Linked DNA regions of Homo sapiens: region 2 is linked to region 1. Evidence: chromatin loops called from intact Hi-C (ENCODE). Cell type or tissue: dorsolateral prefrontal cortex. All regions are shown on one strand.

Region 1 (2,500 bases):
TCATCCATCATTTGTGTATGATAAAAAGACAGTGCGGTTCTCAGTAGTCAAGTGCTCAATAAAAAGTAGCCATTCACAGAAGACAAATTTTACATATTCTCACTCATTTGTGGGAACTAAAAATTAAAACAATTGAATTCATGGAGATAGAGAACACAATGATGATTACCATGGGCTGGGAGGGGCAGTAGGAAGTGGAAGACATTGGGGATGGTTAATGGGTACAAAAATATAGTTAGATAGAATAAATAAGAATGTGATAGCACAACAGGGTGACTACAGTCAACAGTAATTTATTGTACATTTAAAAATAACTAAAAGTATAATTGGAATGTTTGTGACACAAAGAAATGATAAATGCTTGAGGTGATAGATACTCCATTTACCCTGATGTGATTATAATGCATTGTATGCCTGTATCAAAACATCTCATATACCCCATAAATACACACTCCGACTATGTACTCATAAAAATAAAAAATAAAATTTAAAAGCAGCTATTACTTTTTAGCTTTTATGAGATGCATAAGCTTTTTAACTAGAGTAATAAGAAATTACGCAAACATGCATAAGTGGAAATTATTAATGTTTCTTTGACAAAAATGTGAGATTGCTTTTATTTAAGGGACATTGTTAGTATGAATGCTTCAAAAACGGAATCAATAGTCATCCTACATTAAATCCAAATCGGTGTACTCTATACATCTGCCTACGTGTCTGCGTAAGCATGGGTGCTCCCCAAATTCCTGTAATTTATAAGAGCTATTTAATACTTACTTTCATTTTTCCTTCCCCACTCAGTTCTTTCATTTCTCCCGAATGAATCAAGGAGAAATCTCCCAGGAAGGCGAAACCTCTGGACCACCAAGTCCTTGAAGTAGGGCGACCCACTGCCACAGTTTTAATGGGAGTGTCCCGGTTTTAGCACTTAATAATCTCATGACCCGGGAGCTCCACTAGTCTTCTGCAAACTGCGATGGTGGTTTCCTCTACCTGGGAGCCTGGCAGCCCCACCAGGCCCTACAGGATTACATCTGTTGACTGCACTCAGTTTTACTTCATTGCAGGTGGTGTTTCTTTCCCTTGGTAGAGTTCTTTCACTAACACCCCTGTGAGTCTTGTCAGATGTGATTAAACTCTGGGCAACACAAATGGAATGAAAAGAGGGAGGTGGAATTGTTTTTTTTTTTTTTTTTTAACGTGAGATAACTGACAGGTAAGACTTGAGATGAACCGGGGGGTTAAAGAAGGGTATGCGTGCCTCTGGGTGCTTTGCTATCTATGTGCTCACACATAAGAAGGAGTATGTGTAATGTACTGAGGAAGAGACCTTGGGAAGCCCGACCTGGGCAGGAGCCCCTGGAAAGTGGGGGAGGGGAAGGCAGCCGTGGCTGCAAAATTGAGGCACACAGTTTCCCATCACGGCCTCCAGAGGGCGCCATCAGCCCGCAGTGGTTCTTTGCCTTTTGAGGGCGGGCAGAAGGAAGAGGATCCACCTGGAGGATGGGTAACGAGAGCTGCAACCCACTTCCTTCAGGGCTGGGGCATGCAAGAACGAGGAGTGGACCGCTCGCAGTGCTTGAATGTCCTCCTTGTTAACCCCAGCTGGGATAAGCACCTCCGCCTCATAAGATCAAAGCTCTTTCATTCCTGCTTTAACTTTGCCAGTTCCCTTTACTTCGGAAAGAATGAGAAACCTCATCCTAGCAATCCCAGGGATCTGTGCCCTCCAGAGGAAGATCTCTGCAAAGCTGTTTACAGCGGGTTGTTTGGAGGCCAGCTTCTCTGGCACGGCGCGGTGTCCCCGTGGAGCGTTTCCAGGGCGCGGAGGCCCTGGGTCACCAACTCGAATGAATAGTGAGTGAGCTGATTGCCGCTCCACGCTGATGGATGTATATTTGTTACATTTGAAGTGTTCTGAGAAAAGAACTGCTTCTGAAAAGAAGAGCTTTGTGTGAGCACAGTGAACATGAAGGGCGAGATTCCAAAACCTTTAGGAGGGTTTTCTTTCTATGCAAGAATGAGCCACAGAAAGCTGTTCCCAGCATCCTCTGCTAATCTAGGAACACCTATGGAAAAGCGTTGTCCCGGTCTCAATCCCAGGGATGGGAATCAGGAAGCACAGAAGCTGCCATCAGAGCCCAGGGCTGGCTCTGTCATTGCCCCTTGGGTGACCTGCCGGCAAACCGCTAGAGAGCCGAGCCTCAGTTTTCTCATCTGTAAAATGAGAGCCCGGTTGTAGGGTACCCAAGTTCCCTCCCAGGTCTGGCACTTCCTGAGGGTCCTATTGTTCACCATAGAGCTAATAATGCTAGTTCTCAATTGTTTTGTTCTTGGGACCCCTTCACAAATCTTAAAAGTACTGAGCCTCCCCCCACCCCATGGATCTGTGGGGGCTTCTTTTGCTATTTGGCAGTCAGTACTAATCAAACTAACTGACATAGAAGAATTTTAGCTTATACTTCATGTGTCTAAGGCTCTCTCCAAGGGCCTTCTCTCT
Region 2 (2,500 bases), 91 kb after region 1:
AATCTAGCCAGTGGTCTATCAATCTTATTTATTCTTTCAAAACCCCAACTTTTGGGTTCACTGATCTTTTGTATGGTTTTTCACATCTGAATTTAGTTCAGCTCTGATTTTGGTTTTTTTCTTCTGCTAGCTTTGGGGTTAGTTTGCTCTTGCTTTTCTAGTTCCTCTAGTTGTGATATTAGGTTGTTAATTTGATACCTTTCTGACTTTTTGATGTAGGCATTTAGTGATGAAGGCACTGTACTTCTCTCTCAACACTGCTTTAGCTGTGTCCCAGAGATTCTGATATGTTATATCTCTGTTTTCATTCATTTCAGATAATTTCTTGATGGCTGCCTTAATTTCATTGTTTACCTAAAAGTCATTCAGGAGCAGATTGTTTAATTTCCATGTAATTGTGTGGTTTTCAGCAGTTTCTTAATATTGATTTCTATTTTTATTTTGCTGTGGTCTGAGAGTATGGTTGGTATGATTTCAGTTAGAATTTATTGAGAATTGCTTTGTGGCCAAGTGTGTGGTCTGTGCCATGTGCGGATGAGAACGATGTATGTTCTGTTGTTGTTGGCGGTAGTGTTCTGCAAATGTCTGTTAGGTCCATTTGGTCCAGTGTTGAGTTTGGGTGCCAAATATCTTTTTTAGTTTCCTGCCTCGGTGATCTGTCTGATGCTGTCAGTGGGGTGTTCAAGTCTCCCACACTTACTGTGTAGTTATCTAAGTCCCTTCATAGGTTCCTAAAAATTGTTTATGAATATGGGTGCTCCAATGTCAGGTGCATATATATTTAGGATAGTCAAGTCTTCTTGTTTAATTGAACCCTTTGCCATTATGTAATTCCCTTCTTTGTCTTTTTGATCATTGTTCCTTTAAAGTCTGTTTTTTCTGAAATAAGAAAAGCAACACCGGCTTTCTTTTTTTTTTTTTTTTTTCCTGTTTGCTTGAGAGATCTTTCTCCATCCCTTTACTTTGAGCCTATGGATGTCATTGCATGTGAGATGGGTCTCTTGAAGACAGAATACCTGAAACACTCCTATGCACTTTCCAAGGTGCTGCTGAAGTGTAATGTGTTTGAAAAGCCCTTCTGGATGCACTTAGAGAGAATTAATTATTCCTTCCCCAGAGCACTCATAGACCTTTGTACGTGCTCCTGCTATAGTTCCTTTTCACACGTGCTATGCTGAAATGCATCTTCTGCTAGAATGAGAAATCAACAAGAGTAGGAACTGTTTCTTAATTGTCTCAATATCCTCAGAGCCTACCTACACAGCAGATATTCAATAAATGTTAATAAGATGACTACTGAAAAGATGACTACCTACCTACACAGTTCCTTTTCACACGTGCTATGCTGAAATGCATCTTCTGCTAGAATGAGAAATCAACAAGAGTAGGAACTGTTTCTTAATTGTCTCAATATCCTCAGAGCCTACCTACACAGCAGATATTCAATAAATGTTAATAAGATGACTACCGTACTACCACCACTAGAGGGCAATGTAACCGAGATTACTATACACCACAGGTGCAGTTCCAGATGAATAACGAAAGTAACTTTTTAAAAAATAACATATTTCTCACATATTCTTTGTATTTTTCCATGCATTTTAGTCAATTCGGTATTTAAGTTTGAGGAAACATTCAACAAATGTAAAAAGAACACTTGAAACAGAGGCTAAGTGCCAGAGTGCTAAAGAGCATAAGGATTAATTGCCTGGCCTGGAGAGAAAAAACTACAAAATACAAATGGGATTGGAGATGGGATTCATCTCAGACAGAAAGCAGCTATCCTAATAAATTAGTGCTGTATGTTCTCACATTCTCAGAATGCTCCATCCTCCACGTTAACCACAAGGTGGAATTAAGCATCATTGTATCTAACAAAGAAATGAATTACAAGGAAATAAACATTTATGAGTGCTTGTAATTCAGTAGAATACAAATCGAGTGTAACTTTCAATTTAAGAAGTTTCTGTATATTTATTTCTGGAACATAGCAATTCTACAGCTGGCTTTCCTTCTGTTTAGATTTCAGACCAGTGATGAAACAAGAATTCAAGGAGCAAGTTTCTTTCTTTTTTTTTTTTTTGAGACTGAGTCTCACTCTGTCACTCAGGGTGAAGTGCAGTGGGCAATCTTGGCTCCCTGCAAACTGCCTCCCAGGTTCAAGCGATTGTCCTGCCTCAGCCTCCTGAGTAGCTGGGATTACGGTGCGTGCCACCATGCCCAGCTAATTTTTGTATTTTTTAGTAGAGACAGGATTTCACCATGTTATCCAGGCTGGTCTCAAACTCCTGACCTCAAGTGATCCGCCCACCTCAGCCTCCCAAAGTGCTGGGATTACAGGCATGAGCCATCATGCCTGGCCTCAAGGGACAAGTTTCTGATGTGACATTTCTTCTGTACAATGTAAATAAACTTTAGAGGAAACTCCACTCAGTGCCATTTCCAGGGCAACAGATGACACCTCCTCTGTGAAACTTTTCCCCACCTTTCCAGCTACAAA

What was found. Peaks named below come from ENCODE experiments on the same cell type or tissue, not always from the same donor. Only the 100,000 strongest peaks of a DNase experiment are listed, where the experiment ranks them.
Region 2: it touches region 1 in a loop (3-fold over the local background); 48 of 110 quality-filtered maps call a loop at or near these places.

What each region holds. Positions count from the first base shown.
Region 1 is chr10:91,296,998-91,299,497 of GRCh38, forward strand. No RefSeq gene overlaps it. Among named protein-coding and RNA genes, the nearest start is that of PCGF5, 78 kb to the left of the region's middle. In dorsolateral prefrontal cortex, CTCF peaks have their summits at 1,432 (motif pointing right) and 1,634; DNase peaks (open chromatin) are centred at 1,444 and 1,804; H3K4me3 peaks cover 1,115 bases; H3K27ac peaks cover 965 bases.
Region 2 is chr10:91,388,323-91,390,822 of GRCh38, forward strand. The region is part of intron 3 of HECTD2-AS1 (HECTD2 antisense RNA 1); the gene reads right to left. Among named protein-coding and RNA genes, the nearest start is that of HECTD2, 21 kb to the right of the region's middle. In dorsolateral prefrontal cortex, CTCF peaks have their summits at 1,507 (motif pointing right) and 1,711; no DNase peak of the experiment used is centred here; H3K4me3 peaks cover 446 bases.